Linked DNA regions of Homo sapiens: all the other regions are linked to region 2. A link is a loop called in an ENCODE intact Hi-C map of the cell type or tissue named here. Cell type or tissue: HepG2. All regions are shown on one strand. Links, peaks and the distances in the headings refer to the core of each region. The heading gives the core; the rest is flanking DNA.

The links. A loop is a pair of places that touch in the nucleus more often than their neighbours do. Peaks named below come from ENCODE experiments on the same cell type or tissue, not always from the same donor. Only the 100,000 strongest peaks of a DNase experiment are listed, where the experiment ranks them.
Region 1: a loop joins it to region 2, with 3 times the contacts of the local background. A loop is called at or near these places in 10 of 110 quality-filtered maps.
Region 3: it touches region 2 in a loop (2.3-fold over the local background); 3 of 110 quality-filtered maps call a loop at or near these places.

What each region holds. Positions count from the first base shown.
Region 1 is chr6:137,582,742-137,593,950 of GRCh38, reverse strand. No RefSeq gene overlaps it. Among named protein-coding and RNA genes, the nearest start is that of LINC03004, 77 kb to the left of the region's middle. RefSeq lists enhancers at 4,185-4,479, 4,202-4,829. In HepG2, for the core only: a CTCF peak has its summit at 4,365 (motif pointing right); a DNase peak (open chromatin) is centred at 4,360.
Region 2 is chr6:137,348,395-137,357,638 of GRCh38, reverse strand. No RefSeq gene overlaps it. Among named protein-coding and RNA genes, the nearest start is that of IFNGR1, 130 kb to the right of the region's middle. RefSeq lists a cis regulatory region at 3,503-3,514, an enhancer at 3,436-3,580 and a silencer at 6,155-6,350. In HepG2, for the core only: no CTCF peak of the experiment used is centred there; DNase peaks (open chromatin) are centred at 2,595, 3,528, 4,628 and 5,548; H3K4me3 peaks cover 669 bases.
Region 3 is chr6:137,265,503-137,276,711 of GRCh38, reverse strand. No RefSeq gene overlaps it. Among named protein-coding and RNA genes, the nearest start is that of IFNGR1, 52 kb to the right of the region's middle. In HepG2, for the core only: a CTCF peak has its summit at 4,931 (motif pointing left); a DNase peak (open chromatin) is centred at 4,931.

The DNA.
Region 1 (11,209 bases), core at 2,383-7,382, 230 kb before region 2:
TCCAAATGTTAATTGCCAAGCCAGTGGGGAAAATGTCTCCAGGGTATAGCAGAGACCTTCCCAGTAGCCCCTCCCATCACAGGACTGGAGGCCTAGAAGGGAAAATATGTTTTGTGGGCCAGGCCCAGAGCCCCCCTATTGTGTGCAGCCTAGGGATTTGGTGCCCTGTGTCTCAGCCATTTCAGCTGTGGCTAAAAGGGGCCAACATACTGCTCAGGCTGTTGCTTCAGAGGGTGCAAGCCCCAAGTCTTGGCAACTTACACATGGTGTTGGGCCTGTGGGTGCACAGAAGTCAAGAATCAAGATTTGGGAACTTGGATTTCAGAGGGATTTCAGAGGATATATGGAAACACTTGGATGGTCAGGCAGAGGTATGCTGCAGAGGCAGAGCCCTCATGGAGAACCTCTGCTAGGGCAGTGCAGAAGGGAAATGTGGATTGGGAACCCCCACACTGAGTCACCACTGGGACACTTCCTAGTGGAGCTGTGAGAAGAGAGCCGCTATCCTCCAGAACCCAGAATGGTAGCTCCATGGACATCTTGCACCATGCACCTAGAAAAGCCACACTCAACACCAGCTCGTGAAAGCAGCTGGGAGGGAAGCTGTACCCTGCAAAGCCACAGGGACAGAGCTTCCCAAGGCCATGGGAACTGACCTCTTGCAATAGTGTGACCTAGATGTGAGATATGGAGTCAAAAGAGGTCATTTCGGAGCTTTAAGATTTGGCTGCCCTGCTGGATTTCAGACTTGCGTGGGGCCTGTAGCCCATTTGTTTTGGCCAATTTCTCGCATTTGGAATGGGTGTATTTACTCAATATCTGTAATTCTGTCGTGTCTAGAAAGTAACTAATTTGCTTTTGATTTTACAGGCTCATAGATGGAAGGAACCAGCCTTATTTCAGATGAGACTTTAGACTGTGGACTTTTGAATTAATGCTGAAATGAGTTAAGACTCTGGGGCACTGTTGGGAAGGCATGATTGGTTTTTGAAATGTGAGCACATGAGATTTGGGAAGAGCCAGGAGCAGAATGATATGGTTTGGCTCTGTGTCCTCACCCAAATCTCACCTTGAATTGTAATAATCCTTACATGTCATGAGAGGGACCTGGTGGGAGGGAATTGAATCATAAGGGCAGGTTTTTCCCATGCTGTTCTCAGGATAGTGAATAAGTCCCATGAGATCTGATGGTTTTAGAAAGGGCAGTTCCCCTGTACATGCTCCTCTTGCCTGCTGCCATGTAAGACATGACTTTGCTTCTCATTTGCCTTCTGCCATGATTGTGAGGCCTCCCCAGCCATGTGGAACTGTTAGTCAGTTAAACTGTTTTCATTTATAAATTACCCAGTCTCAGGTATGTCTTTATTAGCGGCATGAGAACAGACTAATACACATCTCTTCCTTGTATATCTCATAATATTTGTCTGTGAATCTCTGGTCCTGGGCTTTTTTTGTTGAAAGTTTGTTGTTTTTTTTTCTTTTTTTTCTTAATTACTTATTCACTTTCACTGCTCATTATTAGTTTGTTCAGGATTTCAATTCCTTCTTGATTAAATGTTGGGAGGTTGTACATTTCCAGGAATTTATTCATTTCCTCTAGGTTTTCTAGTTTGTATATATAGAGAGATTTATAATAATCTCTGATGATCTTATGCATTTCTGTGGTATCAGTTGTAATGCCAACTTTATAATTTTTGATTGTACTTAATTTGAATCTCCTCTCTTTTTTTCTTGGTTAGACTAATTACCTAGCTGTCTATCAATTTTGTCCATCAACCACCTTTTCACTTCATTGATCCTTTACATCATTTTTTTTGGTCTCAATCTCATTTAGCTCTGCTCTGAGAATAAACCAAGCACAAAGCCAGCAAAAGAAAGAAATAACATGTTGTTATTTCTTGTTATTTGCTTCTTTGGGTTTGGTTTGTTCTTGCTTTTCTAGTTCCTTGAGGTATAACATTAGATTGGTAATTGGAGATTTTTTTTGATGTAGCCATTTAACACTATAAAGTTTCCTTTTAGCACTGTTTTTGCTGTATCCCAGAAGTTTTGATATGTTGTGTCTCAATTTTCATTCATTTCAAAAATTTTTTATGTCTGCCTTAACTTCATTGTTTACTCAAAGTTGCTTAGTTTTTGTGTACTTATGTAGTTTTGAGAGTTTCTCTTGGTATTGATTCCTAATTTTATTCCACTATTTCTGAGAAGAAACTTGATATGACTTAAATTTTTAAAAATTTATTAAGATTTGCATTATGGCCAAGCACATGGTCAGTTTTGGAGAATGTTCTGTGCACAGATGAGAAAATGTATATCATGTGGTTGTTGGAAAGAATGATCTGTAAATGTCTATTAGGTTCTTTTGGTCTAGAGTCTAGTCTAAGTCCAGAGTTTCTTTGTTGATCTTCTGCTTTGATGAACTGCTTAGTGTTGTCAGCGGGGTGTCAAAGTTCCTCACTATTATTGTATTGTTGTCACTCTGTTTTCTTAGGTTTAGCAGTTTCTTAGATCTAGTAGTATGAATCTGGGTGCTCTGGTGTTGGGTGCATATATATTTAAGACAGTTAAATTTCTTGTTATATTGAACCCTTTATCATTATATAATGCTTTTCTTTTTTTGGTCTTTTTGTACTGTCATTGGTTTAAAGTCTGTTTTATCTGATATAAGAATGGCTACTCCTGCTCGGTTTTGTTTTCTATTCACATATGTCTTTTTTTCATTCCTTTATTTTGAGTCTGCAGGTGCCTTTAGCTATTAGGTTGGTCTCTTGTAGGCACCAGATGGTTGGGTTTTGTTTTGCCAGCTATGTCTTTTAAGAGGTGTATTCAGGCCATTTACATTCAAGGTTAGTATTGACATGTGAGGTTTTGTTCTTGTTAGAATTTTGTTAGCTAGTTGCCTTGGAGTCTCAATTGTATAATTGCTGTATAGGTTCTGTGAGCTTTCTACTTACATGTACTTTTATGATGACTAGTATTGTCCTTTCATTTCCATGTTTAGAACTCCTTTGAGCATTTCTTGTAGGACTGGTCTAGTGGTAATAAACTCCCTTAGCATTTGCTTGTCTAGGAAAGACTATTTCTCTTTAATTTATGAAGCTTAGTTTGGCAGGATATAAAATTCTTGGCTGACTTTTTTTTTTCTTTAATGAGGTGAAAAATAAATAGGCCCCCAATCTCTTCTTTCACAAGGCTTATGCTGAGAAGTCTGATGTTAGTCTCATGGGATTTCCTTTATAGGTGATTTGATGCTTCTTTCTAACTACTTTTAAGATTGCTCTTACACTTTGACCTTGGATAGTCTGATGATGATATGCCTTGGTGATGTTTATCTTGTAGAATATCTTCCTGATGTTCTCTAAATTTCTTGTATCTGGATGTCTATGTCTCCAGGGAAATTTTTCTGAATTATCCCTCAAATACTTTTCCCAAATTTCTTACTTTTTCTTCTTCTCCCTCAGGAATGCCTATAAATTACAGGTCTGGTCACCATATGGAACCACATATTTCTCAAACGTGTTTTTCATTAAAAAAATTCTTTGTTTTTGTCTGACTGGGTTAATTTGGAAGATCAGTCTTCAAGCTCTGAAATTCTTTATTTTGTTTCATGTAGTCTCTTGTTAAAGCTTTAAATTGTGTTTTGAAAATTCCTTCAGTGAATTTTTTATTTCCTGAAGGGTTTTTTCTCCTTTGTTTTTTTTTTTTGTTTTTTTTTTTTTTTTTGTATTTAAAATACATCTATCTTGTCTTTCCTATCCTGAATTGTTTTCCCGATTTCTTTGTGTTGGTTTTCAACTTTCTCTTGGATCTCATTGAGCTTCCTTACAATTCATACTTTGAATTCTTTATCTGTCATTTCAAAGTTTTCATTTTGGTTAGGATCCATTGCTACAGACCTAGTGTGGTCCTTTGAGGGTGTCACAAAATTCTGTTTCTTCATGCTGGTTTCTTGTGCTAGTTCTTCTCATCCGTGGAAGCTGCCACTTTTTATTTTTGAAGTTACTCTTTTGGAGTGGGATTTTTTCTTCTCTCCTTGAGGGTGTTACAGCTGTGTGTGTTGGGTAGGATTTGTTTCTGCATGCTTTTAGGGGCCCAAGGCTCCTTACGAATTCCTTGGTTATAGATAGCCTTAGTGTGGTTTTCTCAAATGGTAGTTATTTGTAGGTTGTAGTAGTGGAGTACTGTACATGTGGTCAGGCTGTCTGTCACCTACAGAGATGAGTAAGTTGAGGTCTGGGGAAGCTTATCTCCTTCCTTAGCACTGTGCACATCTGTTAGCAGGAAGTATATTGGGTTGTGCAGTTCACCCTACAGGCCAGTAGATAGCACTTGCGGGCAAAAGCCTGCTGACTGCTATACAATGATGTCAGTAGTTGTGAAACACTGTGCAGTTTGACCTCCTTGCCAGTAGGTGGCAACTGCAGATAAGAGGCAGTTACAGTGACGGCAGTGGAATTTTTACTTGACCTTTGTTAACGGGGTATGTGTCCCTGGTAATGGGCAGGGCATGGGGCTTTCAGGGATCCCATCTCACGTTCTGCTACCAAAGTGGCTATAGGGAGCAAAGCTGGGTAGGGCCTGGGTCAGCTGAACCCAGAACCAGGCTCTTAAGGCAGGTACAAGTGCTGACCTTAGCAGGGGTCTAGGGGAAGCTTTCAGGCCCCTACCCTGCCCCCACAGAGCCAGCTCAGGGGACCAGGGGCTGCCAGGGATTTTCAGCCTAGAAGGCGGCTGCAGGCCTGCACAGCTCTCACACACTGATTTGCTCTCCCTGCAGCAAATGGCTAGGGCAACAGGCTTGACTGGTTAGTCTAGTCCCAAGCTATCTGTGCCCAGATTGCCAAACCGTTCCTGGCGTTCAGGTCTGCTAGAACCCGTGGAGTAGAAACTGCCACTAAGAGACCCCACCCTTTCCTGTCTGGCCTCATGAAGGGAGGGACGCCCAGCTCCCCACACCATCACACTAACCCACTTCACACTCTTCTCTGTGTTCTGACAGTTGAGTTTCCTCCCCAACTCAAGGTCAGGCCACAGATCTCATCTCCCTACCCCTGGGCAGTGTGCTCCAGTCCTGGAGAACTGGACCCAGGCCAGCAGATTTATCCTTTGGCCCCTTGGGATCAAGCACCAGCTGTGATACAGAGGTGGACTACTCCCAGGTTACCAAGAAACCACTCAGGCTGGGCGATGGTGGCTATGCATTGGGCTTCCCCTGCAAGAATGGCCAGGCAGGCAGTCTTGGGAGGGACCAGCAGGCATGAGGGCATGTGGTTCGGATGCACACATGGCAGCGGGGCCTGTCTTGGGTGCATGAGCATGCGTGGACTTTGCTCTCTCCTGCAGGCAGATAGCAGAAACTGCAGCTGCTTAGGGAAGGATGCAGAGCTTTGTTGGGGATGGGGGAAGGTGGTTCCCAGAGTCACACTTTGCTGCAGCTGCCCAGCACACTGAAGCATTTTGGGATCCACTCAGGTTTAAGCAGTGCCTGTATGTATTCTCCACACAGCTCTCCCTACCATTCTGAAGGTCTGCTTGGGGGTCATGAGAAGTCTTCTAGCTAGGATCTCAAAGGTCCACCATGGGAATATGGTGCTCTGGGGTTCCTTTACTCACCCTTTCTTTGGGTCTGATCTAGGGGCCAGTCCTTGTCTTAGTTACACAGCAGATAACCTGCTTCATGAAAGCTTACCACTTTTCCATTGATGCATAGTTAGCATTTACCAACAAACCATCTCAGGTGTTTGCTGGGTTGTGTATCTAACCCTCTAATTTCAATACTTTAAACACATTTTGCTTTGATGAAATACAAGTGCTTTAATTTCTCAAACATGCTACTTGTCTTTCTTCTTATACATTTTTAAAGGCATGTGGAACAATTTTTGTCATTTCCAACGACAATCTACTTTTGAGACATTCTAATGTCTACTCTAAGCACACATTGTACAACATGAGTTCCTACTGGTGTTCATACTATTATAATTCTATGGAATTCTATGATCAAATATACTTGTACATGCTGTTATAGCCAGATTGATACCAGCTGGACTCTACAATTGAATCAAGATAACTAGGGAGTCAGTTCTGGTGCCCAGGGTAAGCAAGCAATATGAGCAGCCCCACTTATAGAATATTTCATAATGTCACCTTAATTTAGTTGTTTGTTCAACAAATATTATTGAATTGTCTATTATGGAGTAGGCACTGTGCTAGACACTGGGGAAACAGAGGTAATTAAGTACATGTTATGTAAATATTTAACCATTCCCTGTTATCTGTTTACCCCATAGTAAATGATATTTATGCTAGCTCTTAAATTAAGCAAACAAACAAATGCACAGTATTTTCTAAAATTCGCATGCTAAAAGTTTTATAGACCTATATGTAGTGTGACACTTATCCATATTATACTGAGAATGTAGCTGTTTGTGGTATTTATTGTTTGTTATGAATACAGGGTGAAAGTGAAGAATATGATTATTAATACTAGAATTACTTCTCTTTTTTTGAGAGAGAGAGGTTCGCTCTTGTTGCCTAGGCTGGAGGGCAATGGCGCGATCTCGGCTCACCACAACCTCCGCCTCCCGGGTTCAAGCGATTCTCCTGCCTCACCCTCGCGAGTAGCTGGGATTACAAGCGTGCACCTCCATGCCCAGGTAATTTTGTATTTTTAGTAGAGATGGGGTTTCTCCATGTTGGTCAGGCTTGTCATGAACTCTCAACCTCAGGTGATCCACCTGCCTCAGCCTCCCAAAATGCTGGGATTACAGGCGTGAACCACCGTGCCCGGCTTAAATGCTAGAATTATTAAATGACTACACAATATACCAGTTATTTTATCATATACGTCACTTGTAACTCCAGGATAAAAGCCCCGTACTTGCTATGGCTTTGATTCCAAATTTCTCTCTGTTCTCTTCCTACTTGGTGAGCTGAGCTGGATCACATGGAAGCAAAAGCACCAGAGAGTGGGTGAGGACTTTCTCAGGGCCTTTCCCATTTATGCCCCCTCCCTACCCACTCGCGCGCCACCCACGTTATATTCCTGGCCCTCCAAGTTACCAGTCTGACTGCTGAAACTCAGGGAAGATAAGAAAGAGTTTTTTCTACAAGGCAGTGGCTCTCCAGTTTTATAGAACATAAATTACATGGAGAGTTGTTAAAATGCAGATTCTTAGGCTCCATCCCCCAGAGAGTTTGATTCAGCAGAACAGAGTAGAGCTTAAGGATTCTGATGCAGGTGTCCTCTAATCCATACTGCCTGTAAAAGAAAAGGACACCCTCTCATTCCTTCACCAGCTACTTAAGAGAAAAAGGGTGATTCTCTCTCTCTCTCTTTCTTTCTCTCTCTCTGTCTCTCTCTCATACAGCCACCACACACACACACACAAAAGAAAAACGTACTCAAAAAAGAAGAAATTATAGCTTTGGTTCCATCTGTAATGGAATGATGAGCATTGTACTTATCCCATAGTAAATAGCTATAAAAACAGACAGAAGGTATGAAATGACTATTTGTAGGCATTGATTAACAGTGCCTAAAGTACAAGACCCAATTATATGTTGCTTGTAGGAGATATTTAAATATAAAGACACAGATAGATTAAAAGCAAAAGGTATGCCACGCAAACACTAATAATTTAAAAGCTGGAGTGGCTATAGTAGATTTCAAAGCAAGGAAGATTAGTGGCAATAATGAGGGATATTTAACAATGAAAGACATCTAGTTCATCAAGAAGACAGTAATCCTAAATGTGTATACATCTAATAAAAGAGCTTCAAAATATATGAAGCAAAAACCAAAGAGACTTAAAAAAAAGAAACAGACATATCTTCAGTTACAGTGCAAATTTACATTTTTCTCAGTAATTACTTGAACAAGTAGGCAAAAAAAACCAGTAAGGAAGGATATAAAAGATTTGAACAACTCTCAACCAATTTTCCCTAATTAGCATCTTTAGAACACTACCTCAATGGCTGCTGTAGAAACATTCTTTTCAGTTGCAGATGGAACATTCACCAAGATAGACCATATTCTGGCCCATAAAACAAATCTCAATAAATTTAAAAAGATTTAAATCTTACAGTGTATGTTTTCTGACCACAATAGAATTAAAGATCAATAACCAAAAGATAGTTGGAAAAAAGCCCAAGTATTTACAAATTAAGGGACATACTACTAAATAACTCACAGGTCAAGGAAAATTTTAAAATATTTTGAATTAAAGGCTGATAGCATCTTAAAATTTGTGGAATGCAGCTAAAGCCATGCTTAAAGGGAAATTTATAGCTATTATAGGGCAAAAGAAGTCAGACACAAGGCGATATATTGTGGGATTCCAATAGATGTAAAGTACAAAAACAGACAAAAAACAAATGCTCTTGGAAGTCAGGATAGTGGTTCCCCTGGGGCAGGTGTAGCCCTTTTAAGGACGTTATATTAGTCTGCTAGCACTGCAATAACAAAATATTAATCTAGGTGGCTTAAATAACAGACATGTATTTTCTCCCGGTTCTGGAGGCTGAAACTCTAAGATCAAGGTGCAGGTAGGGTTGGTTATTTCTGGCCTCCCTCCTTTGCTTCAGATGTCTGCCTTCTTGCTCCATCTTCACATGGCCTGTGACCTGTTGACACACATCCTTGGTGTCTCTTTCTCTTCTTATTAGGACACCAGTGCTATTGGATTAGGATCCCATCCTTATGAGCTCATTAACCTTAATTACCTTTTTAAAGGCCCTGTCTCCAAATACAGTCACACTGAGAATGGGGTCTTCAACATACAACTTTGAGAGAGACAGTCCAGTCATAATTGACACATAAGGACAGCTTCTGGAGTACTGGTTGTTTTCTGTTTCTTTTTTCTTTTTTAGAGATGCAGTCTCACTCTGTCGCCCGGGCTTGAGTGCAATGGTGAGATCTCGGCTCACTGCAACCTCCGCCTCCCAGGTTCAAGCAATTCTCCTGCCTCAGCCTCCCTAGTAGCTGGGATTACAGGCGTGCACCACCATGCCTGGCTAGGTTTTTGTTTGTTTGTTTGTTTGTTTTTTGCATTTTTAGTAGAGACGAGCTTTCACCATGTTGGCCAGGCTGGCCTCGAACTCCTGACCTCAAATGATCCACCTGCCTCAGCCTCCCAAAGTGTTAGAATTACAGGTGTGAGCCAATGTGCCTGGCCGTTTTCTGTTCCTTTATCTGAATGCTGGTTCCCTGTGTTACATCTGTACTCAATTTCTAAAAATTAATTGATCAGTTCACATATGGTAATGTACTTTTCTATATGTATATTAAAAGTTTAAATTAACTGTATAAATATAAAAAGGTATTTTTATAAGTATGTAAAAAAAGTTAAAATCAAAAAAGAATTCATCATGCAGAAAAGAGCGGCCCAGGATAGTTAGAGTGGTTGCCTCATGTACAGAATCTTGAAGAGCCTGGCTCTACAGTTAGCCAGACCACGTTTGAGACCCGGCTCCACCGTGTAGGGGTTAACAACTTACTTTTTCTGATCTCGGTTTCCTCAGATGTGAAGCAACCCACCTGGGAGAGCTGTTGTGAGAATGAAAACACTCAATTCACATTAGCAACATGATAATTTCACTGCTCTGCCTCCCTGCAGAGCTTCTCCCTGGGGGCACAGTTAAGGATGGGGAAGGAAGATATCCTTGAGCAAATCTCAAAGATGATGCAGACCATTTTCTAGAGTCTCGAATTCCACTGTATAGAGAAAAGTTTGTTTGAAAAGTTGGGAATTCATGCTGCTTTTGAAGAGATGCAGTCTCACTCTGTCTCCCGGGCTTGAGTGCAATGGTGAGATCTCGGCTCACTGCAACCTCCGCCTCCCGGGTTCAAGCAATTCTCCTGCCTCAGCCTCCCTAGTAGCTGGGATTACAGGCGTGCACCTGTAATCCCACTTGCAACTAAGCAAGGGCTTAGTTGGTAATATTCCACAGGTGTTACAGCCAACTAGGGACAAAGCAAGACGTAAAGGAGCAGAGCTGAAGGGTGACGACATACAAAGTTTCTGATTTAAGTCCTTCTTTTTGTTGTTCCCGGCAAACTGGAATGCCCTTTTCTTTTCCTCTCTCTAAATAAGACCATCTCTGTATCCTTTATGATTCACTTAAATGTTACTAAGTTGATGACCCCCATCTCAGGCGGTTTTGATCCATATTAACTTTCCCTTTATTTGAACTCCGGTGACACTTCTGTTTACTGTACATTTGTTGTTTCTTCTTTTTCTTTTTTTTTTTTTTTGAGATGGAGTCTTGCTCTGTCACCCAGGGTAGAGTGCAGAGGTGCGATCTCAGCTCATTGCAACCTCTGCCTCCCGGGTTCAAGCAATTCTCCTGGCTCAGCCTCCTGAGTAGCTGGGATTATAGGCACCCACCACCACGCCTGGCTAATTTTTTTGTACTTTTAATAGAGACAGGGTTTCGCCATGTGGGCCACGCTGGTCTCAAACTCCTGACCTCAAGTGATCCACCCACCTCGGCCTCCCAAAGTGCTGGGATTACAGGTGTGAGCCACTGCGCCCAGCCCATTTGTTGTTTCTTAATCACATTGTGATTGCATTGTAGCCTAGCTGTTTTTTTATTTGTCTTCTCATTGAAATGATCAACATCAGAGAGCAAGACTTCCTTTCCCTATATTTGCCTAGCTTTTAAGGTGAGGGAAGAGACCACTCAGTCTTCTACATGGTATTAGCTACAGTTTTAGCCTAGAACAGTGTCTGGAGTATGGTGCGCATTAAGCACTGTTTAATGAAGGTGCGGTTATGTTACCATGGAATGCCACAAGATGTTCAGCCAAAAGGCTCAAGCAGTCCCTGAAGTGTTTAAAAGAAGATCTAGAGAGCAGGCAAAAAATAGAGAAGACTTTGCTGGAGAAGTTAACGACAGACTGTAATAGGACAGAGCTAAGAGTCAAAAAAAATGGATGAGCTAGTGACCATTTTATTCTCTCAAGAGTGGAGACTAAGACTCAAAGTCCAAGTTCCTAGAGTCCTTCCCTGTCTGTTCTCACCTTCAATGACATTTTGGAGTCTGTAAAATGTGGTGCATATGTTATGTGGTTATGTTTAACATCTTTTTCACCAAGCATATTACATGCCTTTCTCTAAGTAATTATTATTTTTGGAAGCATTTTTAATATGTACCAAATAATCCAACACAGACACAGGCTATAGTTTATTTTGCCATTCTCCACTCTTAA
Region 2 (9,244 bases), core at 645-5,644:
CTGGGTTTGTGTCAATCAGTGGTGTCACAACATTCAAGCATTGGAGGGTGGTAGCCCTTCTCAACCCGCGGAGTCATTTTTAGGATACATTTTAGAAAGACATCTAGGATGCTGTGATTCAGCTCTACACACTCCATACCAATGACAGTCACCATTACATCTTTCTGCAGATTTATGGAAGGCATGTATCACATTCAGTGCATTTAATTTGTACAGTAGTTGGTGGTATAACTATTAGATTTGGAGTCAGAAAGCCTGGCTTTGATTATCTTTGTCACTTATTTTTGTGCCTCGGTTTACTTATCTATAAAATCAGTATATTACCTCTCGTTGTAAAAATAACACATGTGAGATCACTTTGTAAACTATAAAGAGGTATTATATGAAGTAAGATGTATTATGATGATTGTTACCCTATCAGAGGGAAGCCACATTGGAACCAAAGATGAAATCAAATATAATCAGCACAGCACTTAGGGGATGGAGGTCACAGTCAAATGTTTTAAATTCAAACATGATCTTACAAAGCCAGGATTATCAAGAATCATTGGAATCAGAGATTAGTTTATTATAATGTTTGCTTTAGCAGCAAATATTACTTAGGTTTCCATTAAGTATGAATGGTTGCCAATTAGTATAAATAGTGACTGTGATTGCCAAATAAAACTCTAATACAAATATTATCTGAGCTAATGAAACAGATGAACAAAAGTAAAACAAAATGGCTTTTTCATTTTTTATAGATAATGACTGGAACAAGTCACCACTGTGAGGTGGCCCTACCTGGCAGGGTACTCTCTCCTCTTTCCTCCTCCTGAAGAGACTTTCCCCATTTTTTAAATTTTTTTTTTATTTCTTGGTTTTAGGAGATGACAGCAAGCCTCATATTCCAAAAAATCTCTCTTCTAATTCCCCTTTCTTGTCTTCCTGAGAAGGAATTACTCCTTTGGGTCTCTTTCTTCTCATCCTTGCTTCGCCAGCGTTTTTCTCTAAACGTTCTGTTTTCATGAACTTACCCCACTCTAGTCTCTGCCAAATCAAGAGTTTCCTGAAATCTTCACTTCAACAGTAAAATGTGTAAAGGATGTTTTCTTCTGATTGTCTTACCTTTTCCTTCTGAACTTTTAATGGCAACTTGGAACATTTTTTTTTTTTTTTTTAAAAAAAGAAGTATCAGGGTAGAAGAAGAAACTAGACCCTTTTTAACATTCAGAAGTATGTAGATATAATGGACATTAAAAATAAAAGTATTATTCCCATCTTTAATGAATCAAAAGTTTTCTAATAGGGTTTTGTGAATTACAGACAGTATTTTTAATTCCGTAGAGGAAAGACTTAGGTTTGGCAGGAAGACAGTGTTAAGGCCCAAGATAATTAGTCTTTGACATGTTCCACATTCATGTGCTTGAAGGTATCCATTGGTTGGGATTAATTAGGACAAACTGACAAGCCGAAATGTAGGGAAGAGATCCTAGCAGCACTCATGGCATACACGTGCCATCGTGGCTTCACTTGGCATATTATTCTCAGAAAAAAATCTCGTTTCCTAAGTTTTCTCACCCTTCACAAATTCAATGTAAGAGTGCAGCTATTAACCCTTTCATCTAGGTCTCAGACTTTAGCCACCTCCTCTGCCAGCTCACACCTTGGTGGACTCAGAAGGACCAAACTTCAGCATCTAGATGGAAAGCATCTTGCCATATACATATATAAATCTTTTTCAGTAGCTATACGGTTATTTATAGTAATAATCCTTTGGGGACCTCAGACTCTCCTAGAGATTACTAAAAAAAAAAAAAAAATCTGTTTTCTTATAATGTGGACAAATCTTTCCATGTTTAGATAATAAAATTTGCTGGTGACTGCAGATTTGTTCTGCTTGGACATCCATTAAAAGCACCAGAGTCTAAGCCAGAAATGGCACCATAGGAGTAGTTTAGGCCTGAAGAATATTATGAATTGTAGATATCTACAGCACAGCAAAAGAGAATTTTCCCGTACTGGCTAGAGATTTCCTTTTCCTTCTGGATCAAACTAGGTAACAATTTAAACATTCTTGTTAGAATGGGATATGTTTGTTCTCATTGTAATTTAAGCCAATAATTATGTAGTCCTGCTCTTTTCATATCCCTTTTAAATTACTGTTCTAAAAAAAATCATCATCATCATTAATAGTACAAATTACCCATCCTAAGAAAAAATTAATTTTAAAATCATTTATGCACGTTTGCATTTATGATAAAAATTCCATGAAAACCGGAACTATAAAATATAATGTTGCCCCAGGACAAAATAGCACCAGTCTAAAGTAACTGACAGTAGAGCTGATGAAATCAGAAAATCAGCAAATAGAAATGCTGTAAAATTAACACTACCATTTTTGAACATCTAACTGCATAGCTTATCATTCGCTTTTTAAAATCTCTAATCTCCATAGCAACTCAGTAAGAAGTATTATGTTCCCAATTTTTATATGCTGAGACTAGGTTTAAAAGTGGGGCAACTGACCTAGGTCACTTATTAATTTTTGTCTGACCCTAAAGCCTATCTTTCCACTATGCCAACTATACTTCTGATCTCAAATATTTCCTTTCGTTTGGCTTCCAGAGTTAATCTATGTTTGTTTGAGAACGAAAAGCTAATTCCACAATGTGTAGCAGTAGGCAGTGAAGGAGAACATAAAGTAAGGAGAAAAATAAGTTAAGTCAAAATACATGAGTAAGACAGATGCACATTTTATAGTTAATTGAAACACAAAAAGCAAAGAAATGGGCTCTTGAATTATTTTTATTCCTCTGCTGAAGTGAAGGTAGGCAGAAATCCTAGTCTTTCCATAAATTATTTTTTTTCTTCTTATTCCAAAAGATGTTTGCATTCAGGGAAGCCTACCAAATTTAAGTATTTGTTAATTTTAACATTTTTAATATAATCAAGGAGAATTTAGTGAACTGCATTTGATTTTATGTGGTTCCTGAAATTTTGGGACATTAATTGTTTTTGTTTTATTCATAAACAGATAAATTGTGCCTTTGAAAATACATAAAGTGTTTGTTTTTTAAAAAAAGAAAGGTGTTTTGTGCTTACTAAAGAGCACTATGAAGAAGTCTAACATTCTGTGAATTAATTTAATTCATAGCTGATCTGTAGGGTTATGAAGTCTTATGGTATATTTTCTTTACTTCAAACGAAACCCCTTTCCATGCAAACCTCCCTGCATAGTGAGTTTCTGACTTGTTTTTCCAAGGCTAAAACCGCTCTGTGTATGGGTATCACCTGGGGCTCTCTCTGGCTGTGGAGCACAGGCTGAGTGTCCATATTGGAACTGCCAATTCTTTTGACGGCCCTGCCCGTTTCACTACTATTGGGCCACAACTCTTAATCAAAGTCACTTCAAAGACCCCAAACAGATTGATTCACATGTGAATGCTACCCAAACTGTCTTCAAAAGGAGGAGGGACTCTAGTCTTATGTTCCTTTGAACCTACTGTTGCTCATTTACTAGTATTTACTTTGCATGGCCTATGGCTGAACCATGGAAATTGGAAAACAAACTCCTATTCAGCAAGTCATGTCAAAGGTGACTGCAGAGCCAGAGAGTCAACTGTGGGACAGACATTCTTTCTGATCAGGAGGCCTCTTCTGCAGCGCTGCTGTCTCCACAGTTACATACCTGTCCATGGAAGCCTTTCGTTTATCTTGTCTATGTGGGAAGTCCTAGACGATGCCATCGATCTGGGAGATGAGAGAGATGCCCATATGACACTCCAACAATAGCTGTGGGGCAGGAAAAAAAGAAAAAGAAAAAGAAAATTAGCTGGACCCTGAACAAAGTTCTTTTGAGCTCTACTATGATTGTAGAGAAGATCCAATAGGCACTCTGTTCAGAAACATACTTCGTACACTTTCAGACACACAGTGAAGAAAGCATTTTCACTTAAGAACATAAAATGGGTACTGTCCAAGGATTCAGTGAAGAGGAAGACAGGAAATAACTACATCTCTGACTTTTCTTATGGTGGAAACTCAGACTCTCCCAGAAGAATGAAGCTGCAGCATGCATCACTGCCTCACAGTCATTTACGGTGAACATATTTCCTGTTGACTGTTCTTACAGTAGAATCAGGAAAGGGGTATGAAATGTGCCAGATGTGAATGGTTTGTGAGTTCTGTGATCCCCAAACCAGAGTTGCTGATATTATTATTAGTCTAGGTTGAACACTGAAAAATGTTAAGGTTATATTCCTCAGAGATATATCCAAGCATATTTTAAAGTTCATTTAGATCTGAAAAATTTAAGAACCCAGATTGAATTACATCTATTTTCTTTTCCTGGAAAAAAAAATACTTTGCATATATACATTTCTTATCTGATGGTGTTTTAAGGTTAAATGGTGAGAATTTTTCACAAGGCATGTGAAAGAGCCTCAGAAAAGTATAAAGGGCTTTGCACCATCTCAACCATCATCATCATCATTGCTAATAGAATCCTCTGGAAGCCTCGCTGACTGCCAAGTTTGTGATGGAAGCCAAGTCTCATTCATGTCACGAGAACTGAAATAAAGACGAAGTTTTTCTTATGGGAAGGTCCTTCTCTGACTAAGGGATTTGCTGCCAAACTCACAGTGCTGTCGTCAGCTGACCTTTGCGGCAAGGTGCAAAGTCCATCTGTTTACACAGACTTTTACTCCATAGGGGCTAATTTGAGATTAAATTTCTCGGACATGATAGAGAAGCAATGTGAATGTGAATGTTTATTTAGTGCTGGCTTTTCTGTCTAACATCACACTTTATAGATATTCCAAATGCCTCACAGAAATAGACCAATATATTCATTTAAAACACCATAAAATGTTATTTACAAGTCTAATTGAATAAATTATGTTAAATAAAAGGATAATAATTTTAAATACATACTGAGAATACAAATTCAAATACATTGTGGCAGAAATAGCACATTGTGTTTTAAATGATTGTGTTTTAATCACCATTTAGATATCAATATAGCTGAAATAAAAGCAGGTGAAGAGAAAAATATAGGAAAGTGTCCATTAAAAAGTCTTTTGGAGACCAGCCATGGCGGCTCATGCCTGCAATCCCAGCATTTTGAGAGGCCAAGGCAGGTGGATCGCTTGAGCCCAGGAGTTTGAGACCAGCCCGGGCAACATAGCAAAACCCCATCTGTACAAAAAATACAAAACATTAGTCAAGTATCATGATGCATGCCTGTAGTCCCAGCTACTCAGGAGGCTGAAGTGGGAGGATCACCTGAGCCTGGGAGGCAGAGGTTGCAGTGAGCCACAATCATGCCACTGCACCCCAGCCTGGGTGACAGAGTAAGACCTTGTCTCAAGAAAACAAAAAACAAAACAAAAAGTCCTATGGAGAGGCCAATGCCAATAACAGTGATTTCATGCATCTACTACACAGAATACTTCTCCACCCTTGGAGTTATTGCTATTGCAGAAGTCCTCTGCAAGGCTATCTCCATACGCAGCATCCTCAGATTCCACAACTCCAGTTAAAACCACAAACACATCACATCCTGACCTCATCAACCTTGGTTACGTCACTCTGGGGTGGTGTTTGCGGACACAAGGAAAGGAGAAGCAAGAAGCAAGCAGCTAGAGACATACCCGATAGAGGAGCTGGGTATCTCAGCCTCCACTCATTGTCTGTTTTCCACCCCGTCTTCCCCTCAAAGATCTGCTTTCTAGAATTTTCTCATTATACTATGAGTGAGAGACACTAGATTTGAAATATTTCCTTGTTATCATATCATTATCTAAAAATGTAAGTAAGCAGTAGTGACATGTATATTTTTACAGAATTAGTGGGAAATCTAGCCAAGAACACAACTTTTCTCTGTCTGTCAACCAAGTTTTTAATTCACCAGATCACATGAGCCCATGGACATATACCTGCCAGTGGGGGGACAGGTAATGGAAGTGATAAAGTGACTACTGGTATATAGAACTGAGGTAAATAACATTATGACTATATAATATTATAGGTCTTTAATTAGGTCTATTCAGCCTCAGGTTTAATTTTTAATCTACATTTTTCTTCTTCCTTTTTTTTTTTTTTTTTTTTTTTTTTTTTTTTTTTTTTTGAGACGGAGTTTCACTCTTGTTGCCCAGGCTGGAATGCAATGGCATGATCTCAGCTCACCGCAACCTCTGCCTCCCAGGTTCAAGCAATTCTCTTGCCTCAGCCTCCTGAGTAGCTGGGATTATAGGCATGCACCACCACACCCAGCTAATTTTATACTTTTAGTAGAGACGGAGTTTCTCCGTGTTGGTCAGGCTGGTCTTGAACTCCCGATCTCAGGTGATCCACCTGCCTCAGCCTCCCAAAGTGCTGAGATTACAGGTGTGAGCCACTGCACCTGGCCCATTTTTCTCCTTTTTAAGACAAATCTGTGCACTGAACTGCAGTTGTTATTTGCTGGAGATTGCTTGTTCAGTAATAATGAATAAAAATATTTGACATTTGGCCAGACATGGTAGCTCACACCTGTAATCCCAGTGCTTTAGGAGGTTGAGGCAGGAGGATTGCTTGAGGCCAGGAGTTCAAGACCAGCCTGGGCAACATAGCAAGACCCTACCTCTACAAAAAATTTAAAAATTAGCTGAGTGTGATGGCATGTGTCTGTAGTCCTAGCTACTTGGGAGGCTGAGGCAGTATTGCCTGTGCCTGGGAGTTCGAGGCTGCAGTGAGCTATGATCACACCACTTCACTCCAGCCTAGGCCACAAAGCAAGGTCCTGTCTCGAAAAAGAAATCTAACATTGATGGGCATTTCCACTTTGCCAAGTACAACTCTAAGCACTTGATAAGACTTGCTTCATTTAACTGGCACAAGAACCCTGTGAGGTGGTGCCACTGTTATTGCTACCTTACAGATGAGGAAACTGAGGCCTAAAGAACTGAGTAACTAGCTAGTAAACAAGGAGCTGGGATGACTCCAGAGACTGCATTATTAATCTCTGTGCCCTGCTGCTTCTTCAACGCAATTTGTATCCACTGAAAATCCAATGGACTGGGTGGAACATCAGTACCCGCTGAACTGGGGAGACTGTTAATTAGTGAGGAGACAAATCAAAGGAACAGCTTGGAACATAGCTACACACAAACTAAGGACTGACCCGTTGTGAGATAACCAAGGGAACATCTGCCAAAAACAGCCTGTTCTGATGTACAAAGATCATTTGTTATTTGCACAATAGACATTTGTATACAAATGAAGGCTGACATGAACTTAAACATTTTGCCCTGTGTTTGTCTTTGCCTTGTGTTCAAGCCAGCATTTAATCAGTTAAATGCTGTCTTTGAAATTTGGTTCACAGTGTTGGTTTCTAAAATCTACACGAACCAGAAGCCTACTGTCTCCGTCAGAATCGTGAGGAGCTCGGGAGAGGTGGTTTGGAGAATGGTGAAGTCTCAGTGTATCTGCTTTCAGTCTGTATTTGAGTCCCGAGTGTGGCTCTCTCATACCACTGATGTGCTTGTCTCTAAGTGAAGCCGACTGGAGCCTCGAATTTTTCTCCCTAGAACCCTTTTGACATTACGTGTGATAGAATGGAAATCTATCCCTGCTAGCAACAGGTGCAGCTTCAGGAAGAACACCATTCCACAGATAACAGGCATGCATATGTCTAGTGGATTTAATTAGACACAGTGCCCACTAGCAATTTCTGCAGATGTTCACATCAAATCACCTGAGCTAATTTTCTCATACTCTTCTGTTTAGCCTATTTTCTCACTCCCAAGTGTATGTACTCTCTCCTTAATCCTATGATGCCTACATGCAAACACACTTCCTTCTGCTCCTAGAATCCAGATACTTGATTCATTGTGTGATATTGAAGAGATTCCAATGCTGGTGGATGTTTAGTCTTCATTAAGAAATGCATATTATTCATGGTGAAGAGCTCTATCTGGAGGGTAGGGAAATAGTGGCTGTGTCTAGCTCGGAGTTCCAGTCTCTGATACAGAGAACGTGCACACTGGGTTCTCTGAGACATAGTCAGAAAGAACGGTGGCTGCATTTAACTGTCCTGCAGAAGCCCTTTGCTCAATCCAGTCCTTGTGGTCCCAGAAGTAAAGGCTTTTGCTAAAGAATGCAGCTTATTTCCCAAGGGTGTCTTACAGTATATGTACATAGCTAAATATACTGGATTAAAAAAACATAAGCATTTTCTAACAGAGTGAAAGAAGACTTGAACTAGTAAAGAGGCGATTTGGGAGCTTATCTCATGCCCATCCCTGTCTAGCTGGGTAATCTTCCTCTCTCGGCCTTAGTTTCTTTAGCTACAAAACAGTAAAGTAGAATGTTTTATTTTTAAGATTCCTTCTAACTTAAAAGCTGTATTTTAAATAGAGCCAAATTTCATTGTTTCTCTCTGCCCTAAAAGTGCAGCTCATGGCCCCACAATAACATTAGAGTAACAGACAGGCACTGAGGTTTACATAAATCCTTTAATCCACAACAGCTTTGTCAGACAGATATAGTTATTATCCCCATTTTACAAAGATTGTTCTCATGGGAAGATTTAAAATTAGTATCTCTAAAATAATAAAGAGAACTACAAGAAATCAGTAATGACACAAGCAGAGAAAAGGCCTAAAATGTGGTATGCGCCCACTCTGCTTCCTTTTGCTCTCTGTCTCCTTGAGCCTCAACTAAATCCATAAAATGGGTATATACGACCTCTCTGAGCAAAAAGCAGAAGCTGAAAACAGATGAATTCCTCGGAGTGCCTCCAGATCTAAAATAAATGCTCATGCCCCCATGGTCTCTTTTAATTGGCTGTGGAGGGGTTGGTTATTAGGAAGTCTAGGAAAATCTTCTTTAAAGAGCATTTGTAAACCAACTAAAAATAAGATGACAGCTGCATGGAAAATATCTGACCCTGAGTACAGTCGTCCCTTGGTATCTATGGGGAATTGGGTCTATCCTTGCCCTCCCCATACATACCAAAATCTGAGGATGCTCAAGTCCCTGATATAAAATGGTGTACTATTTGCATATAACCTACGTACATTCTCTTGTATATTTTTAATCATTTGTAGATTACTTATAATACCTAATGCAATGTAAATGCTAAGTAAATAGTTCTAGTGCTGTACTGATTTTTAAATTTATATTACTTTTATTGTTGTACTGTCATTTTAATTTTTTTTTTTTTTTTTGAGATGAAATTTTGCTCTGTCACCCAGGCTGGAGTGCAGCGGCATGATCTGAG
Region 3 (11,209 bases), core at 2,517-7,516, 83 kb after region 2:
CAGATCTCTGTTCGAAGGGCTGAGCTCTTTCTATAGTACTACTCTGCACTGAGTGTGTTCCATTTAATTTATTAAAAGTCATGTGTTGTTATACATTGAATGGCAAGTAAAGTTCACTATGTTTCTAATAACCCTATGGAATAAAAACTGCTTACAAATGAATGAAAACACAACAAAAAAGCAAGCAAAAAAACCTTGTCAGATTCTTTTAAATTCAATATACAAAAATGAAATTTTTATTTATTTTTAAACTCAAATATTTTGAAACTCTTGAGCCATAGATTAAATTAAGAGCAGGTTGTTTTAAAAATAATTTACTTTTACAACTCCATGAACATAACTGACTACAAAAACTTTTGTCAGTAATTAAAACATCTTGAAAATAAATCTTAAACATAGTGACATGTGTTTAAACTGATTGTATTAAATTTAAATGTAATGGGAGTTTTGGTTTTTTTTTTCCCCCCATAGACTGTACCTTAATTAAAATAAGAACTCTGACTTTTTCTCTGCATAATAAAATCAGACTTTTTTGAGATATTTATATTTTAAGATAAATTTTAACAGTATATCTCAATATATTATTATTATATGTGGTATGTTATATGTAAAATATATATGACCATGTAGTTGCTATCCAAAATGAAAATCACTTAAAATTACCTACTATATGTTGTTAATGATTGCTAAAACTAGTTAGTATAAAATATAACACCAGTATGGTTTTATCTATGAGATGTACAGTTTTGTGAAGTATCTCCGAACTGAAGTCAAATTAATTGGCTCTGTGTCTTTATGCAAATAAGCTCATAGCTTTGTTTTATTTATAGGATGACAAATGCAGTTTTGTTTTTTAAAAGTATTAGCCCTAGTGAATTAGCAGTGATATTAGTGACCAAAACCCCAATGATCAAAAGATTGGAAATCCCTTAAGATACTTTACCAGAAATATTAAAAAATATATTTTGCACCAGACAATACACCAACATAAAAATATTTTCTATTATGTTTTAAGTAAACAACACTGCATTTTACTGACACTTTTTAAGATGAAAAATATGATGATAATGTGCATAAAAACATTTTTGCTACATAAAGTTTAAAGGTGAAGCAATGAGAAGAATAAAGCTTTATCATTTTCACATTGTTGAAGGATACAGACATCTTAATTGTTAAATTATATCCATGAATCAATTTCAGTTTATTCAAGCATAAATATATCTATGAAAAAATTATTTTTATTATGTTATTGGAGATCTCTGTCTCATGTAGTTCCTCAAGAAATGATATAAAATGATTGATTTCCTAATGTATGTTCTTTTGCATGGATTTATTTAATAATCTCCCTGAATGTTGTTCTTTTTTTAAGAGCTTAGCAAATTTATTCTCAGTCAATGAATTTCATTATTTGTCCTTAGGATAATATTAATTAAATGCAAAACTCAGCATTTTATAATTTTTGTCAGAAAATATCAATTTTGCATAATACTACAAATTCTAATTATGAATATATTAAAAGAAAAATTGAAATATAGCTAGTAAATGTTCTATGATTAGATATATCAAACTACTATTTTTAAAGCAAATTTATAACAAGTCAGAAACATATTTCATTTCAATTGTAAATTTATTAGCAGGCATTTTCCCCACACACTTCTAAAGTAAACATAACTACACTGTAAGCAGAGGTGATTTGTTTTATTTCAGATAGTGTTTTTTAATTGTATTGTTTTAGTTCAAAACGTAATAGTAATGTCTGTACTGGTGCAGTGTTAAGTTCATGTTAACACTATTAAGAACCTTTCTGCCAAAGCAAAGTATCTGGGCTATGTTGCCAAAGATTTCAAATGAAGAAGAATTGTTTCTTAAAAATATTATCTAGTTAGCAAAGATCTTTTCTTTTTTTTTTTTAACTAAATGCAGAACTAATTTGTATTTTATTTATGGAAGATTATGATAATGCAGAATACAAATGTGATTTATTTTATGTGTAATTTCAATGTTATTTTATTAGATATAACATTTTATTTCTAGTGCTTTGGGTACTACGACATCAAAAACATATGTAGGTATATTTTACTGTTTAAAAATTTCAGATTTCTTATTCTACTTTAATGATATTAAAATAAAAGTATTTTATATAAGAATAAAATCACTTTATTAATTCTTAGATCTAACAATAAAATGTAAATTCATAAATAAAAAACTAGTGGGTATTCCATTTTAGTGAGAAATCTAAATTATGTTTTGAGTGTATTATCAAAATCTACCTTCAACAGGCCTTAATAATTTATGTCAGCAATTCTCATTATTTGCATATGGTATTATATATCCAAGATCATCCCCCCAAATTAATTAACAACCTTAGAGTTCACTGGGGTGAATAGATACAAAATAAACATACAAAATCCAGTAGCCATGGGATGACATAAACTACCTAGAAAAACCCTATAAGATATGGAGCAGATCTTATTTCTAGAAAACTATACACTTTTAGAGAGGAATAATAAAAGGTAAGTTTAAAATTTCCTGGCTAGAACAATGCATGACTGTAATTCCTCCTAAATTAACTCTCATGTGTTAATGAAGAATAAATAAAAATAACATGGCAATGAGATTTTATCTGAGATGAGAGACACTTCCCAAAATGATTCTGGAAGAATTAACAAGGAAGAATAGCTCAGTAATACTTGAAACTAACCAAGAAAGGAATGATGTGTTTAAAAATGTTAACTATTACAATATAAATTGTACGGTATTAATGAAAAAATTAAAAGATAGATTGATGGAACAAAACAGTTTTAAAAAATCCTACAATATAAGAAACTGGTATATTGTAAAAACAAATCATAAAGAAATGAAAAAAGATGATTTACTTATTCAACAAAACTTTAAAAAATTATCTATTTCAAGAACAATTAAGATAAGCACTCAACTTATACTGTACTAAAGGATTTATTAAAGACTTTAGTATAAACAATGAAATTCTAAAATACTGCATGAAACAGATGTGTATTTTTAACTGATATGAAGGTAAGACATTTCTAAGATAAAGGCGATGAAAGAGATTACATGACGTAATACAATCAAAACTTCTGTACATTTAAAAAAGCACAAAATAATAAAATGTAAAAGTAAATCTTTAATTGGATAGAAATAATTTTGACAAGAGGTTTCATTCTTAATTTATAATAAAAAGCTCTAAATGGGAAAATGTTAATTGCTATATATATATTTTTTGAGATGGAGTCTAACTCTGTCGCCCAGGCTGGAGTGCAGTGGTGTGATCTTGGCTCACTGCAACCTCCACCTCCCTGGTTCAAGCAATTCCCCTGCCTCAGCCTCCCGAGTAGCTGGGATTACAGGCATCTGCCACCACACCCGGTTGATTTTGTATTTTTGGTAGAGAAGGGGTTTCACCATGTTGGCCAGGATGGTCTGGGACTCCTGACCTCAGGCAATCCGCCCACCTCGGCTTCCCAAAGTGCTGGGATTACAGGCATGAGCCACCATGCCCGGCCGCAATAAATATATTTTTAAATGACCAAACTCACTAATAAAGAAAAATGCAATAAAAACACAATAAGGTATGATTTATAATCTGTATAATTGGCAAAATATGCTTTAATTGTTAATTCTCAACTAAAACAGGCACTTATCTGTTATTTGTAAGACTGTAAATTGATCTTAATTTTAGGAAAGGAAATTGACAATTATCTCAAAAATTTCATAGTTCTTAAGTAATTCTGCTTCTAAAGAAATACCATAATTAGACATAGGTTGACAAAGAAAAAATGAAAAATATAGACTTCGATTTGTTGAAGCAGATAGAAACTAATCTTACTGAGTATAGATTACTATTCTGACTTTAATGAAAGTAAATAATTCGACATTGAAAACTTTCTTATCAGCAGTTTACATTTGAGATTACAACATAAACTCAAATAGTTCAGGTAATTAATGTAAGATGAATCTTTTATTTGAATTATCAACAGTTATCTCAATTTATTTGCCTCACCTTCTATTGCAACCCTGATCATTGCTGATTTAGGGAACTGAGAAATGACTCGCATTATTCCTTTTACTGTTGGGCATTTCCTAGGTTTCACAATCCCTGGATAGGAAAAATTATAGGCTGAGAGAGAGAAAAAGAGAGAGAGAGAGAAAAAAAATGCCCTTGAAATCCAAACATGTTAAGCATATTATTTATAATGGAACATAAGCAAAAGGTAGAATTTTTAAAAACTGACAACCTTGCAACACCAGCAATTTCCTCTCCCTGATACATTTAAAGTTTTAATGAAAAAATAAACCACTTTTTCCAATGTTACGATGTAAACATAACATCATTCTGTATTAAAATTTATTTCATCTCTTTTTTTCAAGGAGGAGAAATAATGTCATTTTTCTTTGCAGAATAATTCTGAATTTTTCATGAGGGACTTAAAAATCTGTCAAGAAGATTATTAAATTAATAATGTAATAAATAATTTCACACTAAAGAAACAATTTAGCTCTAAACATCATACCATTTTGACAACGATCACCATTATCTGGGATTATATTGAACAAATTTCGTTCTTTTCTCCTAAATATGCCAAATCTTACAATGTTATACAATGACTAAAAAATTTTTTTCAATTCTGTATTCCACTACTCTTATAGGGAATAGTCTATACATGTTGATTTGAAAACTGAATTTTTCAACTTAAGCACTGGAAAAATGATACCTGTGAAAATATTAATTCTATTGGAGTTGTTTATATTCTTTTAGGTAGAACAGGATTACGTATTATCTTTTTTAAGAGAGTACTGTACTTTTAACAAAAATAAATAACAGATCAATAAAATTTTCTAATTTTCTCCTGGTTTTAAACCTAGGATATAGAGGCTTAAATGCCCAAAATAGGTTGCTATGTTGCATTGACATCTAGTGGATTATGGCAGCTATTACAAGGGTGAAGACAGCTCGCTTAGAACAATGCTAAAGCTGAAAGACGACTTAAAAGGTCACCTCTTGTCCAATCCAACATTTGGAAACTGAGGCAAAGAGAAAGTAAATTTGTCTGAAATAATTCAAGCATTATAAAGACATGTAAAGTAAATATAGTATTGCTTATGGTAAATAGAAACTCAATTTTAGGAGCAGAAAACAAATAGAAATACAGACTACAACACAAATTCAAATAGTTCAGGTAATTAATGCAAGATGAATCTTTTGTTTGAATTACCAACAGTTACTTCAATTTAATTGCTTCACCTTCTATTGCAACCCTCATCATTGCTGATTTAGGGAACTGAAAAATGACTAGCATTATTCATTTTGGGCATAGAAGATACAGTATTTTCCTCTTTTCTTACATGAAAGTTAGCATTATAGCATGCACAAAACTTATCTTGCTTTTTCCATTTAAGAATATGCATAAGTACACACATACATGTTTATATTTTCAAAATGAGATACTGGAAATTTAAATTAAATGTATTTGAAAGTGATTACGTGCACGGGGAGAGAGAGAATGGGGGAAGGGTTAGTGATGGAAGCAAGACTTTTCTGAATGGTGTGTTACATACGACTTCAGAATCATATAAACCTTTTACATTTGGAATCTTACAAATGTTCTATATTTTCTTTTTTAACTTTTATTTTTAAGCTCAGGGGTACATGTGCAGGTTTGTTATATAGGTAAACTTGTGTTATGGGGTTTTGTTGGACAGATTATTTCATCATCCAGGTATTAAGCCTAGTACCCATTAGTTTCCTGATTCTCTCCCTCCTCCCACCTTCCCCCCTCTGATAGGCCCCAGTGTGTGTTGTTCCCTTCTATGTGCCTGTTTTACACTTTCAAAAAATAAAATTAATCTAAAAAGAAAACAATCAATTCCCAACATAAAAATAAACTGAAATTAACACATTAATGGAATATCATGAAGGTGGTAACATGACCTTACAGAAGAAAGAATTATATCTGGTTACCTTTATGTTAGCTATAAAGTCTTAGTAGGATTAATGACAAAAAGAACTGTAACATTGTTTTAACTTCACTGAGTAATTTTCATTTGGATTTTATATTTTTTAACTAGTTTATACACATTATAGGACAAAGCAAATAGGTAACTATATTAATGTTGGTAGGAATCAAGATTTTCCGTGTAAGAGAAAAGGAAGACAAGAAAAAAAATTAAAGAACTTAAGTAGAAACCTTATATTGTTAATCTGAATTAAAAATATTACTATGTCCAACCCCACTAGAAACAAGAAAGAAATTACTATAAACTCTGAAAACACTTTTTTATTTAAAAAAACATGTATTTCTTAGCTCTGTTGACTGAAATGTTTAGAAGCACTGACAGCCCAATAGCAATGAGCACCCATATCACCTAGATTATGTCTCTAAACTCACTTCTCATTGAAAAGAATTAGGGCTCCCCAGAGAAATAGCTGATTTTAAGTCTAGGGCAAAGCTGATTTTAAGCCTGGGACAGCTTGCAATTGGGCCACTGGAGATTTCAGCACCCCAGCATTTTTTAGTATCTGAAATAATGAGAATTCTGATTAGGCCCTTGCTTGCTTGCAAATGTTAACCACTTGCTTTTTGCCCAAAATTCCTTGTTCCCACAATGTAATTATAAACTATAGATGTACCGTTCCTGTGCCAAGCAGCAGGAGATAACTCCAGTGTCACAAAAAAAGTTTGCAGAAAGAATGAATGCCTAGAGGGATGTCGTGACCAGCTGCTGATGCCAAGAAGTCTGGTTGCTCAAGGTGTTATCTCAGACTGAAGAAACAGACTTTTTTCCCCTAGATTTCCTGTAACTCCCCATCCTTTACTCTCCAGCCAAATAAAAACTCCCCGCCTCTTCTTTTTGTTAAGGTAGATTGGAGAGATTTTTGCCCTCCCACCTCATTTTGGGCAAATCAGATAAACCCTTCTCTATCTCCAAGCACCTTTGTGTCAGGGTTTGGCCTCAGCTGCATGCTGGGTACACGAGCCTGAATTTGGGGTTCTATGACATGCTTATGCCAGAAAGCAAGGAAAATACCAGCAGAACACACAGATCCACTTGAAGGTTTTCCGTTGTCAAATGTGACATCTGAGGATGTGAAAACAGTAATGACTACAACTGGTTGAAAAACATTGAATAAAGGCATATTTTATTTTATTGCACTTCACTTTATGATGCTATGCAGATGCGGATGTTTTTTACAAATTGAGGTTTTGTGGCAGCTGTGTGTTAAGCAAGTCTATAGGTGCCAACTTTCCACAACAGGTGCTCATCTCATGTCTCTGTGTCACATTTTGGCAATTATCACAATATTTCAAACTTTTTCATATTTTATCTATTATGGTGATCTGTGATCAGTGATCTTTGATGCTATTATTGTAGTTTTTGGGGGGTGCCATGAACCACGTTCATATAAGATGATGAACTTAATCAATAAATGTATGTTTTACCATGACTGCTCTACCAACCAGCCATTCCTCATCTCTCTCCTGCTTCTCAGGTCTCCCTATTCCCTGAGATACAATAATATTGAAATCAGGTCAGTTAGTAACTCCACAATGGTCTCTATGTGTTCAAGTGAAAATAAAAGTCACACATCTCTCACTTTAAATCCAATTCTAGAAATGATTACATTTAGCATGGAAGGCGTGTTGACAACCAAGGTAGCAGAGTAGCACTTTTACTTTCCAAGAACTTTTCTTTTGCACCAAACTTGACCTTTGCAGCAAACAGCCAACTTGTGAATGCAAAGGAAAAGTTCTTGAAGGAAAGTAAGTGCTACTCGGGTGGACACACAAACGCTAAGTAAAACAGCCCTATTGCTGGTATGGAAAAAGTTTGAGTGGACTCAATAGAAGATCAAGCCAGGCGCAACATTCCCTTAAGCAAAAGCCTAATCCAGAGCAACACCCTAACTTTCTTCAATTCTACGAAGGCTGAGAGAGATGAGTAAGCTGCAGAAGAAAAGTTGGAGCTAACAGAGGTCGGCTCATGAAGCTTAAGGAAGGAAGCCATCTCCATAACATAAAAGTACGAGGTGAGGCAGCAAGTGCTGATGGAGAAGCTGCAGCGTTATCCAGAAAAGCCAGCTAAGATCACTGATGAAGAGGGCAAAAGAAACATATTGTCTGTGGACAAAAAGCAGTCTTATATTAGAAGAAGATGCTCTTCAGAACTTTCATAGCTGGAGAAGAAAAGTCAGTGCCTGGCTTCAAAGCTTCAAGCAATAGCTGACTCTTTTGATTGGGGCTATTGCAGCTAGTGACCTAACATTGTAGCGAATGCTCATTTGCCATTTTGAAAACTCTAGGAAGAATTATGCTAAATCTGCTCTGCCTGCACTCTTTAAGTGGAACAACAAAACCTGGATGACAGCACATCTGTGTATAGCATGAATTGCTGAATATTTTAAGTCCGCTATTGAGACTTAATGCTCAGAAAAAAAAAGATTTCTTTCCAAATATTATCACTCACTGACAGTGCATCTAGTCACTCAAGAGCTCTGACAGAGATGTACAATGAGATGAATGTTATTCAACACAACATCCATTCTGTAGCCAATGAATCAAGGAGTAATTTCAACTTTCAAATCTTATTACTTAAGAAATACATTTCGGCCAGGTGTGGTGGCTCATGCCTGTAATCCCATCACTTTGGGAGGCTGAGGCGGGTGGATCACGAGGTCAAGAGATCGAGACCATCTGGCCAACATGGTGAAACCGCGTCTCTACTAAAAATACAAAGAAGAAGAGCTGGTTGAATGATGCTGTCACCATGAGGAAGTAATCAGGCAAACCTAGAATGTGGAACAATGTATATTCTATGCACATTGTTCTATGGGACAATTACACCAGGTTTTTTCAGTTAAGTCAATGGGAAGGGAAAAGAAGAGGGGAGAGGGGCTTGCTACAGATGTACAAGGGGGCATGACAACTGAATGTAACATGTGAGTCTCGCTTGGATCTTGATTTGGAAAAAAAAATCATCTTAAAAAGACATTTATTGGCCAGGCACAGTAGCTCACATCTGTAATCCCAGCACTTTGGGAGGCTGAGGCGGGCGGATCACCTGAGGTCAGGAGTTCGAGACCAGCCAGACCAATATGATGAAACCCTGTCTCTACTAAAAATACAAAAATTAGCCAGGCGTGGTGGCAGGCGCCTGTAATCTCAGCTACTCGGGAGGCTGAGACAGGAGAATCACTTGAACCTGGGAGGCAGAGGTTGCAGCAAGCCAAGATCACGCCATTACACTCCAGCCTGGGCAACAAGAGCAAAACTCCGTCCAAAAAAAAAAAAAAAAAAACAAGTTTATTAAACAGTCAATGAACTTTGAATATGGATGGACTGGGAATTAGATATTAATTAATTATTGTTATGAATTTAGGTGTGATAGTGGTAACTGGTTATATTTCCCTCTTTTAGGGACACATTGAAATACTAGGTGGTAAGTGCCATTTTGCCTGGAATTTGCTTTAAAATTCTTCAACAAAAAAGGGGTGCAAACAGGTGATTCAAGTGGGCAAAATGTTGATTATTTTAAAATCTGGATGGCTGCTGCTATGGATTGAATATGACTTGTATGTTCCCCACCAAATATTATGTTGAAATTTGATCCCCAGTGTGGTGATGTTGGGATGTGGGGTGCAGTGGGAGGAGTTCAGGTCATGGGTTATGAATGGTTTGGTGCTGTTCTCAGGGTAGTGAGTAAGTTCTCATGCTGTCCCGAGATGGATTGGTTTTGAGGGGATGGATTAGTTCCCAAGGGAGTGTGTTGCTCTAAAGCCAAGAGGCCCCCCAGGTTTGATCCATCTTTGCACCTGCCTGCCTGCCATTTGACCTTCTGCACCATGTTTTGATGGAGCACAAAAGTCCTCACCAGAAGCAGAGCAGATGCCAGCACCATGCTTCTTGCACAGGCTGCAGAACATGAACTAACTCAACCTCTTTCCTTACAAACCACCCAGCCACAGGTACGCCTTTATAGCAACACAAAACAGACTAAGCCAGCAGGAATATGGGGTTTTATCACACTCCTCTCTCCATTTGTGTGTATTTGAAATAAAGAGTTTTTAAGGAAAATGTAAAATTGTATGTGAGGTTAAAAAAGAACTGCTGCTCCTATGATGACGAATTTTGGGTTAATTCACCTGCTGTGAAGAGATGAAAAAAGAAAAAACGAAGACTTCACTTTGCTTCTCCTCTATATTTTTAGCAGTCTTTGGAGATTATTCTTACTGGGGAAGAAATTGCACTGAGTCAAAGGCATTTCCTTCTCAAGTGCTAATACGTTACCACACATTACCTCTTACACAGTTCCCTCCTCAAAGAAACATAAACATAGCATAACAGAAGAGAACAGCCTTTTGCGCCATTTTTCAGACACTGGCTCTCCTTGTCCCCTGAGGTTTTCTTCTTTCTGAGTGCACATTCCAGATGGCTGTGCTTTGAAATCCCACACCTGCTCCAACCCTGATCCTCTCCTAGAAACTCCTCTGAGGAGGCATCTCTGGTCTCCCAACCAGGGTGACCAACTCTCTTCTCTGTCCCTTCGTTTCCTTGCATACCCTCCCCGCAGCACTTAACATGTGATATGAAACGCATTTGTGTCTCTTCCCTGGACCATAAGCTCCCTTAGGGCAGGGACTCAGCCTTTTAAACATTTCTTTCCAGTGTCTAATATCTTCTGGCAAATAGCAGACTCTCAGTAGCTGCCAAATACATGCATGCTCTGGTACTATCTCCTGTAAGCCTCGGTAATCTTAACAAGGTTTCCACTATGAAAAATCTCTGTTCTTAATTTCCTTTATTAAGTATTAAGTTTTGGATGTTTCTGTCTAGCAAAAAGCCTGTACTCTGAACCAATAATTTAATCATCTACCAGTTTTGTTGATTAGAAGATAATACTTGTCTCTCAGGGTTTCTAAGGCGCCGCACCCAGCCAAGAGTTTTTATTCCTTGGCATGTGTCCAGGAAATTTCTAGTTAAGAATAGGCTTATGATAATCCGGTCTAAGATCTAGAAGATTTACAAGTCATAGGAGTTTTAATTTATGGGATTCTGGAAAGTGAACTAGTTGCATAATTTGTATATATATCCATTTTCCTGAACTATTTTTAAAAACATCTTTCTTGACATGTGTCACATACCATAAAATTCAATCATTTAACATATACAATTCAATGTTTTAAAATATATTAATA